Linked DNA regions of Homo sapiens: region 2 is linked to region 1. A link is a loop called in an ENCODE intact Hi-C map of the cell type or tissue named here. Cell type or tissue: heart right ventricle. All regions are shown on one strand.

Region 1 (8,000 bases):
GTACAACCGGCAGAACTACGAACCAAATAAACCTTTTCTTTTAACAAACTACCTAGCATAAGTATTCCTTTACAGGAACACGAAAAATGGACAAAGGCACCAGGACTCTCTCGTGTGTACAAGTCCTTGACAAAAGCACTTTTAGACTGTATCCCTGTTTCATACTTTTCCAAAAGCGGGGGGACGGTAGGTATGACTCCAATTTGGGGTAAGGAGATTGAGAGTCACAGTGATTAAGAGACTGCTCAAGCTCTCAGAGTTCAGGGCATTTTGTAAACCAAACAGAAGAAAGGCTCATTTAGGAGAAGGAAGGTAAAGGGTTGGCCTTCGACACTTCTAGTTCTGCTTTCAACATTTAATGATGGGAAAGACAGGAAAATGCATGGAGAAAGGGGAATGAGGAAGTAGGCAAAGAGAAAAGGCTCAGTAGTGCTGAATGCAAGCCATGCCACACCCTCTCTCAGCTTGTTTGCTACATCTGGCATGAGTCCGCTCTGCCAGTGCACCTCCCTTCTCTGTGGCAGGTACTCCCCCATCTCATTCCATCTTTCACAGCCCTCTTTCAGGGGTTCTTTGCCCATTCAGCTTCCTCTTCTCCCTCCTTAACTAAGTACTTTCATCAAGTTTAATATTTGGTCTTCAACTGTTTCTTCTCTTAGGAAATTCATTCAGTGCCATGTTTTTAATTAATGAATCTCCTCTGATGCTGCTCAGTTCTTCCTTGTGTGTGTATGTGTTTTTTTTAAAACTCACCAAAGCTTTGGTTTTTCTCTCTTCCTCTTTCTACTTAAATACCTTAATATTTTATTAGGATTCTTAAATATCCAGTGAAATATTTAAGTAGTGAAATATCAAGCCCACGACTTTCTAAATCTCATCTTCAATATTATCTCAAACATGGCTTTCCCTGTCTCTCTCCATATCTCTTTTCATTCACTAGCACTCACTCTCCCAATCTCCTACCAAGCTCGGGGTCCTCGTGCCACCACTAACTCAGTAATTCCTGAACCCAGGTGATCAATAACTCTTCCAAATTTTGTCTTTGATATGTTTCCAATCTTTACTTTCTCCCTTCACTGTTCCTAGACACATGCAAAAAACACATAATAGTTCTCCCTGCATCCAGCTTTTCAACCCTGTCTGTTGCATTAATTTACCTTAAATACCCCTTTAAACATCTCTCCATTACCTATTCTACCCATGCTTGAACTTGAAGAACTTGTTCAAACATTATCTTTTCCATGAAACTATCACTAATCTCTTCAACTATTTAGTTGGCTATTTTCTAAGAAACTAGAAAGGGCATTACATTTGTTGACTTCCTACTTATGTCCTAGACACTGTGCCAGGTACTTTGCATGTATGCTTTTATTTAATTAACTTCACAACAATCTTATGAGGTAGGTGTTATTATTCCCATTTGTGCATATGAGAAAACAAAAAGCTCATACAAGTTTTGAGCATTACACCTTGCCTGAAATCCCAGAGCTCACAAATGAGTAAATTTTCATGGCAACTTATCAATGAAATGATTTTGAGAAACAATGCCCTCTGAGTATGGAAGAAGAAGGGTAATGGAAGGTCTGTACGGTACTCAAATATTCATTTTCCAAGCACAGGACATTTTTTACTCATTTGTTTTAAACATAAGAAATAAACACGTGGCTTATGGTTGAAAGAGGGATAACAAGACAGAGGATGGTGAGTAGAAAAAGAGTGATTTCTGACATTTATCAGTTTTACTTTCTATTGTGGTTTTCCTTGCAAGTTGTGGAGTAAGACTGAAAGACTGTGATTTCACAGAACATCAGAAACGGATTCCACTCTGTCTGTGGGGCAGCTGCATACTGGCCTTCTGCAAACAAGTGGCACAGGAAGCTGCTTATTTGGATTTACCTAAGGTGCTGAAGGGCTTCCCTTTCCTAAAATATTCTTCTTTTGGGCTGTCCACTCAATTATACCACTTCCAGCACAAGAGGCTCCCATTAAAATACAGACCCCAGAACTAGAAGATGCAACCCTTGAAATCCGTCAGGCCCTAGCTAAGTTAGCTCCTCAGTGGGCAACTTGGATATCTTATTGTGGCAATGCAGTATAGAACCAGTAGTTTTTGATGTCATGACAAAAGAGCCAGGAAAGGTCCAGATCTAGAATATGAGGAGGAGCCATATATCAAATGGCACCTCAGGGACTGGGATAAGGAGTGGGAGGGTTCACAGTAGTCATCATCTCTCTCTACTCATTTTACTTGCAGTAAGATTTAAAGTGAGGGGTGAGGGGGAGCTGTTATAGACAGTTAACATTTAATCTAATTCTGTTGTCAATCACCAATGCCTGTAAGAGTAACAGACATCTGGGTACAAATTCATAAAGCAACCAGATCTTCACCTCCCCTTGCTCCTATCTGTAGCTTAATTTTTTTTTTTTTTTTAAATCATCAGCCAGGCACGGTGGCTCACGCCTGTAATCCCAGCACTTTGGGAGGCTGAGGTGTGCAGACTGCTTGAGCTTAGAAGATCGAGACCAGCCTGGGCAATGTGGCAAAACACCCTCTCGACAAACAATACAAAAATTAGCTGGACGTGGTGGTGCACGCCTGTAGTCCCAGCTACTTAGGAAGCTGAGGTGGGAGGATCACTTGGGCCTGGGAGGCAGAGGTTGCAATGAGCCAGGACTGCGTCACTGCACTCCAGCCTGGGTGACAGAGTGAGACCCCCTGTTTAAAAAAAAAATCACTGTTACGGAATAGGGACATATGATGTACTAGGAGAAACAGGTCTCCTGACTGGCGGAATTCACACTCTAAGGACACTAAGAAAGTGCACGACCAAACAGCATGATGTAGAATTTCATGAAAGAAAAAAAAAAAAAAAAAAACTGTGACTATGAAGATTCTTTGGATTTCATCTGGCTTCAAAGTAACTGGGTTAGACCACAGCCCCAGCTACCCAGATTATAATATTCTTTGCTAGAGTAGATAATCCACTCCAGAGCAAGCTCTGACAGTAAAAAGATGAAGAGTAATTAAGAGACATGACTATATAATAATATGAATTTCAAAGGGAGAGGATAACAGGTAAAAGCTCATGTTCAAACCTCTTGGCCCAAGTGAGCTTGGCTAATAAAACCTTTTACTTAGAATTTACTAAAACTTCTTTAGTTTACACCACAGTTTTACTCATTTCTTTCTTTCCATTTAGATCTCCTCTTTCATCTGCTACAATATAAAATGTAGGTATATCTCAGTTTGCACTTAGTATATAAAGCTTAATTTTCTCCTCTGCCTCTATCACTTAGTTACTCCTAAATTCTACCTTTTTGGTAATTTATATTACAAAAGAAACACAAGCTTATTGTACACTTAGAAGACAAAGAAAAGTAGGTTGAAAAATTAAAATCACCTGAAGTCCTGGATATGATTATTGGTGCATATCATTATAGACTTTATCCACTGGCACGTACAAATGTATAAACGTATGTGTGTGCGTGCAAGCATGCGTGCGCGTGCACACACACACACACACAATTTTCCTGTGTGCTAGGGAACGTGCAGCTTTTGAAGAGTCCAGGTTATAAGCCAAAGCTCTGGAGAGTGGCGTCCACTCCAACCACCACCAACAGATGGCGACAATGGTTGTTAAGTTATTTTAATATTGGTCATTTCAGTTGTAAATTCATTTAAGGCACATGGGGTCATTTGCAGTGCTTGTGCTAGTTTTAGAATATTTTATGAATATTATTAAACCTGAAAACACAATGGGTGTGTTTAAAACAACAGTAAAAAAAAAAGTGATATGTATAAACAAAAAAGATACTTTAACTTTGAGAAAGGGCAGAATGTTGCTCATGCATATAGAATGATAGTTTTCATAATAGCTGCTCCTGAAGGACAAACAGGGATTCACACATCCCGTAAAAGACGCTGTGCCTATGTATATGACCATAATTAGCAAGTAGGAGGGACAGGGGATTGAAATGAGAAAAAGAAGAGAAAAATAAAACATCAACATCAGAAAACTTATGACCTCGTGAGTTAATTCAGGGGAATAATAAAAGTAATTACTTACAGGTATACAGCTCCTACTCTATGCCAGGCACTATTCTAAGCGAGATGTGTGTGTGTGTGTGTATATATATATATATATATATATATACACACACACACACACACACACACACACACATATATATGCGCCAATTATTTTAATCTTCTTAATCTTTTGGGGAGGTGGAGTATTACTCCTACTTTGTAGATGTGAAACTCAGGAGCAGAGTCAGTAAGGGACGTATTCAAGGTTACACAACTAAGTAGCAAAGATGGGAGGTAGAATGTTTGCTTTGGAGTTTAAAGGCCAAGCATGTTGACAGCTATGGAAACTTGGGTCACCAACCACAGACTGTGCCACAGATTGAAAGTAATTCCCAGTTTGACTCTGCACACAGCTCCAAAAGAGTAAGGAGATGAGGGGTGGACTCCGTAATTGCTAAGGTCCTTAAGACAGATGCTGATGACATTCAGGAAGAAGTTACCTGACTAAAGACCTTCTGGATACATGACATTGGTCTATCTTGGAATAACATGCCCAGTAGAGCATATACCTCAGTGAGGGGGTCGGCAGGACTGGCTTTAAAGCTTAAAAGGAATAACTAAGGTATCTATTTGAGGGAAATGAATTTGAGGACTACAAATCTATTTGAGGAAACCCCCTCTTGTTATTTTGGAGTTGCTGGGAAAAAAGAAAAAATACAATACACGTCCTCACACATGTACACACAGATGAATGCAGTTTTCTAACTCACTTTTTTGGCTGCTTTGTTTTTTCAATGGCCTCCCAGACAAAGGGGATTTCCTAAAACTTGCTTTAGCTCTTTCAACAGTGGTTGGATAGGGGAAGGAACACAAAGTATACATTACGTCTGTTTAGCAAATAAAGTTTTTTGGAGAATGAGGCCTAAAAATAGTAGAAAGGGTCATTACCCATGTTATTCTGAATTCTCACTACCTGGAATAATTCAGCTGGTTATATTTCCTTTATTTACTTGGCATGTAAAGTGGTATTTGGAGATGAGATAGAAGATGTAAAAATTTATTAGGCAATCAAAATCAAGTAAATTTTATATGACATTTACCTCTTTTGCCCTGATGATTTTCAATGTTTCTACTTCCAAGACACAAAAATTAAGGGTATAGAAAGATATTCCCCATTTCATTTGGTTGTTCTGGCCTAACTCTTACATTAGATAGCTGCCCCTTCCACTTGTGTTATATGGCTGAGTGTACCTTTATGAATAAAAGATTCCTGGTGTATGTAGCTGGAATTGAAGCCAGGGTTTAAAGGAGAATGCTTGGCAAGAAAAGCTACTGCAGACCTAAAGGTCAGAAACAACTGAAAACCAGGCGCTGAAGGTGAAGGGATTACGGGAAAGATAAGTACAGTCAAGAAAGGAGAGATCAAACCAAGAAATCAACTCAAAAATATTTATAGCATGTTTACAGTATGCCCTTTCAAGGCCTGTGAAAAATACAGCAGATGCCACACCTACCATTAAGGAGGACAGTCCTTTGGGGTATGTAAAAAACTTTTAATACTAAAAAATAACTAAAAATATGAGACCCTGTATGATGTATGCTAAATAAAGGAGGCATAAACATAGAGGGAAGGTCAAGTTGAGTAAGAAAAACTGGAGAAAACAAAAATCTAGGTGGGCTCTGTAGGACAATAAAGAATCTAATGCAAACCTATGTAGTGAGTTATGGAAACTTAAGTCTCCAAAAGTCTTGGAGGACTCTGCATTCTAAGAAAAGGACAGAGAGAACAGAATGAGACTGGAGGATTTGGAACTGTAGAATGAAATCACAAGAGCAATTATTTTAGTAAGATTAACGAAAATTTTTGTCCAGGATTAGCAGAGAGAGATGCCACATTTTATTTATTTTCTTGCTTTTTGTACTTTGGCAATAACACTTAAGTTCAAGAAATTACAATGAGGGATGACGAGACGGAGGGGGTGAATGGAAAGGCTCTACAGGGCAGGAGAGATTAAAGACAAAGGATTTCTTTGAAGAAGTCTTAAATGCTTAACTTGACATCTGAGAAAAATAATCCATGGTATCTGTGCAATGGAAAGCCAGTGGCTTGTCTCTGTGAATTTAGAAGATGGGGAAAAAGAATCACAAAGTTCACTTTTCTGAACTGTCCTGGAAAGGAAAACAATTTCAGCTCCAGCCACAGATGCAAAGCCTGCAGATTTGAGGTGATTTAGCAGAAGTTCAGACAATCCTCATGTGGTCTAACTCTCAGCTAGCCTAGCTGCCTTACAGCATGTGAGCTGATGAAGACTGAATTACAGAAGCATTGGGACAGTTATCACATTTTTTCAAGAGAAGATACAGACATCTACATACCTGATTTTTCATAACTTTGAAATTTTCAGATCAACACATCCTTTGAGAGTACAAATGAAACTGGTCATCTCTACCCAGATTTTGAGACTAATAACCTTTTCTCACTAAATTGAGAATCATTCCTGTTAATGTCTTACCAACATGCCTGGGTGAATCCATTATAAATAGTATATGAAGGTAACAATTGATGCTGTTTACTGTATGTATAACTTGGACTAAAAAATTCATATAAAACACTAAAACTATCTCATTAAAAATCGCTAAGATGCATTTTTTTGCCATAGACTATGAAAAATGTATAACCTCTCTTCTAAATAAAAGAGCATATTATAAAGCATTTGATTTATTACACAGACTTGCTATTATAGTTTAGTATCAAGTCTATTATGATCTGCAATCAAGGTAACGTAGCTTTACATTATTTTATGGTCTTTTAAGAGCACATTGCACACAAAAGGTCATTTACATTATCTTATGACAATATTTTTACCAGAAGTCACTGTACTACAGCACTTAAGGATGTAGTCACAGATGGCCAGACCCAAATTAGTGCTCCCGAGTACTAACATGTCAGAGGAAAATAATATGTGCCGAAAATGAAACCCAGAATTTTGCAAGTAAAATGTATATTATCTATCATAAAAATGAATCCCTAAATGTCTCAAACACTGATGAATGTCCAACTTTTAAAGCAAAGGCAATTTGATCATAGAAAGTGGCCTTCTATTTCTGAATTGAATTTATGAACTGACAATAATTATTTCTTAAATTTTCTTCCTCTCCCACCAAAACCTGTAATGTATTTTCTTTGCTTTGACAGTGTCACCCTTGTGTTTATATACTACTTAACTTTACTGAAACATAAGGAAGACAATGTTATAATGGAAAGAAGAGAGAGTTGCCACCAGAGAGACCATATCAAGTGCTGATATGGCCAATGGGCAGCCCTGTGACTCTGGTGTAGTTAGTTGCCTGGCCTCAGGATCCTCATCTGTAAAGTTGTATGATAATGTCTCCCTCACAGCACTGTTATAAATGACCACTATGGTGCCTGACATATAATGAATATTCAATGACTAATAAGTGTTATTCTTTTCTCCCATACCCTTCAATTAAGGGCACTTCTAATTACTTGAGACTTGAGAGCATTTACCTAGACTACCTTCTTACCCTAATATCAATGTGATCCAATGTGGCAAAATATTGAGAAAAGAGAGACACAACTTTTTTGTAACTTTTCAGCACAGTTTTTTTTTTTTTCATATTGTAACCTCTCAACATACATTGGTTTGAGTGAATAAAATATAAACATGTAATATGATTTTCCCCCAAAAAGTGTTTGGTGTGGGGAATTGGCAGCAGTGAGGAGAAGGGAAATACATTTTGCCTTAGAAAATGAATATGACCTTATAGTTTATGCCAATTTAGCTCAAAAAATCACAGGAGGGAAGCAAGGCAATTTAGGAACTTAAAATGGAATTAAAAATTAGCACCCTCCCCCCGCCCCCAACACCACGGAAACAAAACTATAAGGGGCTGGGGTGGGGCGGAACGTGTGCAAAAAACCCAGAAAAGCTTTCGTTTCTAAACTGTT
Region 2 (8,000 bases), 340 kb after region 1:
TAAGTATGGTCTTGTCAACAAATAGGCATCCATAAGTCCTTACCTCACATCATGCTTAAAAATTAACTCAAAATGGATTATAGAATTATAAAAGTGAAACTATTAAACTTTTAGAAGAAAGTATGTGAAGAAATCTTTGTGACCTTGGTTAGCAAAGATTTGCTAGATAGAAAACCAAAAACACAAACTATAAACTAATAAGTTGTTATGCTAGATTTCATTAAAATACAAAATTAGAATCTTTTGCTTTTCAAAAGACTCTTTTATGAAAATGGAAGGTAAGCCATAGTCTGAAAGAAAATATTTGTAAAATATAGTTCTAAAATAGACCTTAACTGGAAGATATAAGAACACTTAAACTCAATAATTAAAAAAACTAATAAATATTTGAATAGACACTTCACCAAAGAAGATATATAAATGGCAAGTAAGCACATGAAAGGATGCTCAACATCATTAGTCTGAAGAAAAAGCAAATTAAAACCTCAATTACCATTACATACCCACTAAAGTGACTACAGTTGAAAACCGACAATACTTTGTATTGGCAAAGGTATGATGCAAACGCAACTCTCATATATTGCTGATGGAAATAAAAGAAAATGTCACAGCAATTTTGGAAAACAATTTGGAAGTTTCTCATAATGTTAAAAATACACATCATACAACTCAGCAATACCATTTATAGTGATTCATCCAAGAGAAATAAAACGTATTTTCTTTTTTTAATTTTTTTTTTTTTTTGAGACAAGGTCTTGCTCTGTTTCCCAGCCTAGAGTGCAGTGGCACTATCATGGCACATGGCAGCCTTGACCTCCTGGGCTCAAGCGATCCCCCACCTCAGCCTCCCAAGTAGCTGGGATTACAGGTGGGTGCTGTAATGACCAGCTAATTTTTGTATTTTTTGTGGAGACAGGGTTTAGCCATGTTGCCCAGGCTGGTCTTGAACTCTTGGATTTAAACTGTCGGCCCATCTCGGCCTCCCAAAGTGTTAGGATTACAGGTGTAAGCCACTGCACCTGGACTGCTTTTTTCTTTTTTTTTTTTAAATTAAAAAATTTGTTTTTGAAAACATATTTTCACACAAATACTTATTATAGAAAAACAACCTGTCGTATGGCAAGAGTGACACCATCTTGAAGCAATGATGACTTCTGCATACCAAGGTGTTTGGCAGCAAGGTCTTACAACAATACCTGTAGGATAAATAAGCCCTCATAAAGATGCTTAGGCAACCTCTCCAGTAGTCATGAGTTTTGGCAAGAAAATCTGAGATGTGACCAGCTGCACATGTTTTGCCCTAAAAGCTTGCTATAGAAAAGATATTTTCCAAAGGGCAGGTGTGGGTATCCACTGTCTCACAGCCACCTGAGACATCGTTTCTGCTTATAAGTCCCTATTAAATATTTATTTTTAAGAAACTGGATTTGTTAGCCTCTTTATTTGGCCTCTCAGCATCCTTAGGCTTTAGGGGGCAGGTTTGCATAGAACTGTCCATGTGGAATGCTTATACTCAATTATTCATGATGGTTTTATTCATAATAGGCCCAAACTGAAAATAACCAATATGTCTATTAACTGGTAAGTGGATAAACAAATTTTAATTTATCCCTACAATGCAGTACTATGCTACAACAGAGAAGAATGAAAGATTGGTACACACATCAGCACAGATGATGCTCAAAAACATTTTATTAATAGGAGGAGCCATACAGAAAAGAGTGCCTACTGTATAATTCCTCATGAAGTACTATAAAAGGCAAAACCATGGTGGCTAAAAGCAAATTAATGGTTGTCAGAGGCTTGGGATGGGGTTAGGGAATTTGCTGTAAAGGGGCATGAAGGATTTTGGGTGTGATGTTCTATACATGTTCTATATAATGTTTGTGGTTGTGATTACATTAATACCGTCATATATGTTTGTCGAAACTCAAAACATTATATACTTAAAACAAATTTTATTATATAAATTATACTGCAACAAAGGTAATTGTTAAAAACTACCCTTAATCGATTTTTCACCTATTAAACTGACAAAACCCCAAAAGTTTGAATAATGCACTGTGTTAGTCCCACTTTGGAGAAATGGGCACTCTTAGACATCATCTTTGTGGGAGGAAAATAGTTCATTCTATTATAAATAGCTATTTGATAGTATCTGTCAAAATTACAAAATCATATACTCTTAGACCCAGCAATTCTATTATTGGAGACTATCCTAGTCAATTGAAAAATGGGAGACTATATACATTCTACATTATGAGTTAAAATTCTAAAAACTGAATAACAGGTTTTAAAAAATGAGAATTGATAAAGTATATATGATACAAATACAATTGCAGGAAGAAATATCTCTGAGAAGAAGAAAATGTTTCTAAGGAGAAAAGAAAGAACATGGATGCTAAATAAGGATTTGGATAGAAGTTAATTATGATACAAATTGATTAGACATTTAATTAATGTTCTTAAATCTTTCAGACATGCATGAAAGATGAACAAATGTCTGTAAAAAGTTATGAAAATCTTGAAAACACACTCATTAAGATGTATATTCCACTCTGTACAACTTAGTAGCTATAGATGCCAGTATTAAGATAATTACCATCTTTATTCAAGAAATAATTATAGAAAAGCTATTGCAACTATATCATTGTGACTACAGTATACATGAACAAGACTTCTTCTGTTTAGAGGGCTAAGAATTCTTGAAGAGCACAAGACCCAAACTCATGAAGTCTTTGATAAACACAAGCTGAAATATGGCAGAAAGTGCCTATATGATCAGGAAAGGCTTCTGGGAGGAGGTGGTCAGTGAGGTGAGCCACGAAAGTGGGTAGGGGTAAAATGGGAAGGGTCATTTTTTCTAGAAGGGGGGGGCATCATTTGGGTGGTGGGAAGGCTCAAGGACAAGGAGTGAAACAGTGCAGAAAGAGAAGGACTTCAGGTGGGAGATGAGGAAAATAAGAATGTAAGAGGAGGTACCCTCCTGGAGAACCTGAACACTACACTGCCATGTCTGCACTTACAGGCACAGGATGTCACTGGAAGCTTTGAGCAGGGGTCAGCCATGACAGCGGAGTTTAAAATACAGCATATCTGGCTGCAGTGAGCAGGATGGGTTGCAGCACTGAGAGATTGCAGGCAGAGACTGATTAGGGAAGTGTTGGAATACATTAGGCATTAAGTGATAATAACCAAGGTTCTGGTCAAGGGTGTGGCTATGAGATCAGAAAAGAAGGCTTGGATATAGAATAGATTACTTTACAAGAGCCAACAAGCTTGGCGACTAATCCTGTGTGTAGGAGAAAGAAAGGAAAGGGAAGAATCAAAGACAGCTTCTTGGTTTGAGACTGTCTTGTGGAGAGAATGATTGTACCATTGACAGAGATAAAGAAGTCAGGAAGAGATGCTGGTTTAGAGGAGGAAAATGGGGAGTGTGATTTTTAAAATATTATGTTGGAGTGGAATATTGGATATCAGTAAAAATATTCAGAAGGTAATTAGGGAGAGAGGTCAGACTTGGATAATTTAAATATGGAAGTCAACAGAGGACTGAAGGATAAAGAGAATTAACATAGTTTGGTTAAGGGGGAAACTGATGAAGAAGAGTATTACAAACAAGGAGTGTCCCCAGTAAGGACTAACAGAGTTAGGGAGGCCTAAGGGAATCAGGGCTGGAAAGTCCACTAGGGCGGGCGATTAAGAGGTCAACAGTTCCGGTAAAGTGGGCAGTTGAGAATAGGTTTCTGGGGTGTGGGAGAAGAGGCTGTAACCCATTAGAGGTAGATGGTAATGACTATTTGCTTAAAGAGGTATCAAGAAGAACAGGGAGAAAAAATATAGGCAGAGTAGTACCAAATGGCCATATGTTTTGGGACGTAAAAGCAAAGAAACTGGAGGAGAACTACACACACACACACACACACACACACACACACATATACACATATATATGTATGTATGTATATATTAAGTATCAGGATTCTTAATATAGACATCTATATCAATAATAATTTTAAAAGTTTGAATGAATATTGACATTTTTATCAGTGGATATATTTAAAAGAAAGCCAGTCTTCAAATAAAAATGAAGAAGCATGTGTTTCTTGCCACTCAAGAACAGAGGTCCCGATCTAGTACCCTATAGGATGAATCTGGCTCACAGGTAAAATATTAAATACATTATGCAAAGCACAGCATTTTAAACTTTTTGACTGAATGCCATAGTCCCCATCACTCCCTGTTGTCCCATAGTCAGCCTGCATCACTAGTTTGTCACCAGCCAAGCTCAGACGGCTTCTGTGTGTGTAGCCCCTGCTGTAAGTCTTTCTAATGGTAAATCTTAAAAAAAAAAGGAAAACGTGAAAATAACTCAATAATTCCAGGCAAAATATCCTGAGTTTGTCTGAGTATATTATACTTTTTTCTTAGCAAATTGGGTCCAGTGAATGTTATTTGTAGTTGTTGTTGTCTTCTGAATTATCTCAATGGGTATTGCTCCCCCTCCCCAGGCCCTCTTAGAGGACTGATTGTGGTTTGAGTGCTCTCACCCTTGCATTTGCTATGTGCTCCTGTTTGCTTGAGTGTTTCTTTTATCCAGTTCTGTTTAATTACCATGCAAAACCCTCTGTTGAGCTTTTAATTAGCAAGTTATCTCCGTCTGAAGACTGGAAACCCTGGGCTCTTTCAGCATATATTAGACAGCTAAAATATGAAATTAAAGAAAACAGAGTTTTAGCCAACAGAAACAAGTGACTCATTTCCTTGTGAAAACACACAAGGTTTATGTTACTCTGGCAACGATATTCCAGAATAGCATCTCTCCCCTCCCCTGTCAGAGCTTTTATGTGTTTCTGTTACAGTCTGTGTTCCACAGTGACCTAATGTTGAACCAAGTCACTTAGTGATTCATCAGACACAAGAGAACTGTGCTTTCATTTAGATAGCTCGTCCTATGTCCTTTTGACCAAAGGAAGAAAAGTTTACTTTGTATGAAGAGAGGAACTGTAAAAGAGATATAAAGAACTCTTGACTGAGTGCTGTCTTAGGATGTAAGTGTGGTCCTGCTGTTACTTTAAAAACACCACAACTGGTTCCAGTGTGTTAGAATTCTAAGAGCCTATTTTTCTAGACAGCTGATTAAATCATAATGTGCAACCTGTATATGTACCACGTAGGGAAATGAAAATTCAGAGACCCATTGCAGAAGACTCCAGATGTTTCTTGGGACTCACATCGTGGGAGGGAATATCACAGTGCTTAGGGTCAAAATTTTAACCCAAACCACTACAACTCTCCAAAGCAAAAATGTGTAGAGCAAAAACAGTTGAACTAACTCTCTCTTCTAGGTTTTAAATTCTCTGAGGTACTTAAAAGGAAGTGAGGAGAACCTTCAATTTATTAAGCTCTTGCTGCTGATGTTATTTAAAAATTATGGTCTGAATGGAATGATGGTTTCAGGATTTTAAGTTTAGATACTCTCTGTGAACAGCTTTATACTTTCATTGAAAGGGCAGTAAATTTTGTAGCCATTAGAATGCAACGAACTAAAAATTATGGGTGTATGAAGATTTTTAGTTTCTCTCTCATACTTACCACCTGTCTGCAAAAGAGAATTTCAGGTTTGTTCAGTCATTGTTTTTTCTCTTTCAAAAAGTGTCTTTCCATTTCTCCTGACTTTGAAGAGAAAGAATAGAATAACAGGCAGAGAGATTCATTGGAATAGTAGGAGGATGAGGGAGAATGATTTAGTGTCAATATACATTTTATTTCCCATTTATATATAATGTCAATTTGTATAATGAGGGGCTAGAAGAAGAAAAGTAAGTGGAAAAATAATAGAAAAAGTCATGTAGGTTGAAGGTAGAGGAGATTTTTTGGAGATTTGAGAAAGGTCCAGGAACAGACATTATATATGATAGTGTTGGGTGGAGGGGAGAAAAAAGAGGATTTTAAGAATTGCTGAAACTCATGTGTCTTCATCATAGTGTTCAGTACATACAAGAAAAGGGCTTCATTTATTTTGAAATTAAATTTGTTTGCAAGGACTGTATACTTTTAGCCATAATACTGCTCTGAGACTGAACCACGTGGATTATGGTATTATAAACCACAAAAAGTATTATTATTTGAAAATTGCTTGACAAAATTCTGAAATTATTCCTAATAGAAAAATAATCTCAAATTGGGAAATGTTGAGTGGAAATTCCTTTTTTTATTTTTCTTCTTAATTTTTCTGTGTGTGATACCCAAGTATTAAGACAGAAAGCAAAAGTAACTACAAATCACTTACTAAGCACTGTCATCATGAAGGTATCTCTGATATGAGTAGCCTTCCTTTTCAACATAAATAAACAAAAAGCATTAAGGAACAATTTAAATTCTAAAATTAGTTCTCATTATAATTTCTTCTTCTTCTTTTTTTTTTTTTTTTTTTTTTGAGATGGAGTCTCACTCTATTGCCAGGCTGGAGTGCATTGGTGTGATCTTGGCTTACTGCAACCTCCACCTCCCTGGTTTAAATGATTTTCCTGCCTCAGCCTCCTGAGTAACTGGGTCTACAGGCATGCACCACCATGTCTAGCTAATTTTTGTATTTTTAGTAGAGATGGGGTTTCACCATGTTGGCCATGATGGTCTCGATCTATTGACCTCATGATCCGCCTGCCTCCCAAAGTGCTGGGATTACAAGCATGAGCCACCGCGCCTGACCTCGTTATAGTTTCTTACATGATTTTTTTTCATTTTAATAAAAAACTATATACTATTTTTTTAACTATGATTTTTCTCTTTGTTTTCAAACTTCAACCCTGCTTTTGGGTATCTTTAAAAAAAAACAGTCCATCCGTTGGGCGTGTGGCTTCTGAAATTACAATTACAAATCCCTCATAGAAATACTGATAGAATTTTTTTTTGAAATTAATAACCGAAGTAATTGCAAAATATTTTCAACTCGTTCAGCAATGTAAAATGAGAAAGCTGAACTATTTGCCACACAGGGCAAATAAAGCAGGTTTTATAGTTTTGTAAATTGTAATCCTCTACCATAAACATCAATGAAATCACATCTAGAAATATAACTGTATGAGAATCAGATAGTTTGTATGTATTTCAAACTTGAAATATAAAATGTGAATGAATTATAATAGATCACAAGATTTGAACTTTGATAGAAATAAACACTGACCAAGACCTTGATCATCAGCCTTAAAAAAGATGTTACATGCCACCATATATTGGTTATAGAATGCATTATTAACGAACCAATGAGATAAGTGTCTGATTCCCAAACTGTTTATTGGCCTAAACATTGTTAAATTTCATGAGCCATTTTGCTTCTGCAAATCTAGAAGGAAATCTGGTGATTTTATTGGATAATAAATATTAGCTATGCCTATATGATGAGAGAATGACTAAGAGTAGGGTGAACTCTGGAATCATTGAGATCAAAAACATCTTGATTAATTAAAAAAACATTTAGTTGTGGTAAAATATACACAACATGAAATTTACTATTTTAAGCATACAGTTTAGTAGTGTTTGTACACAAAGTGCTGTGCCACCAATCTACAGAAGTCTTTTTATCTCGTAAAACTGTGAAACTCTATATCCATTAAACAACTACTCCTTATTCCCCCTGCCCTCAGCTCCTGGCAACCATTATTCTACTTTCTATCATGATGAGTTGAGTACTCTAGATACTTGATATAAATGAAATCATATAGTATTTGTCTTTTTGTGACCAGTTTATTTCATTTAGCATAATGTCCTCAGGGTTTACCTGTGTTGTAGCATGTGACAGCATTTCCTTCCTTTTTAAGACTGAATAATATTCCATTGTGTGTATGTTCTACATTTTGCTTATCCATTCATCTGTTGATGGACACTTGGGTTGCTTTCAACTTTTGGCTATTGTGAATAATGCTGCTATGAACATGGATATCTGTTAGAGACTCTGCTTTCAATTCTTTTGGGTATATACCCAGAAGTGGGATTGCTAT

The links. A loop is a pair of places that touch in the nucleus more often than their neighbours do. Peaks named below come from ENCODE experiments on the same cell type or tissue, not always from the same donor. Only the 100,000 strongest peaks of a DNase experiment are listed, where the experiment ranks them.
Region 2: it touches region 1 in a loop (2.2-fold over the local background); 3 of 110 quality-filtered maps call a loop at or near these places.

Annotation. Positions count from the first base shown.
Region 1 is chr2:160,320,755-160,328,754 of GRCh38, forward strand. All of the region lies in intron 2 of RBMS1 (RNA binding motif single stranded interacting protein 1), which reads right to left. Among named protein-coding and RNA genes, the nearest start is that of LINC02478, 53 kb to the left of the region's middle. In heart right ventricle, CTCF peaks have their summits at 3,617 (motif pointing right) and 3,826; a DNase peak (open chromatin) is centred at 3,587; H3K27ac peaks cover 5,894 bases.
Region 2 is chr2:160,661,700-160,669,699 of GRCh38, forward strand. No RefSeq gene overlaps it. Among named protein-coding and RNA genes, the nearest start is that of RBMS1, 170 kb to the left of the region's middle. In heart right ventricle, no CTCF peak of the experiment used is centred here; no DNase peak of the experiment used is centred here; H3K4me3 peaks cover 443 bases; H3K27ac peaks cover 1,889 bases.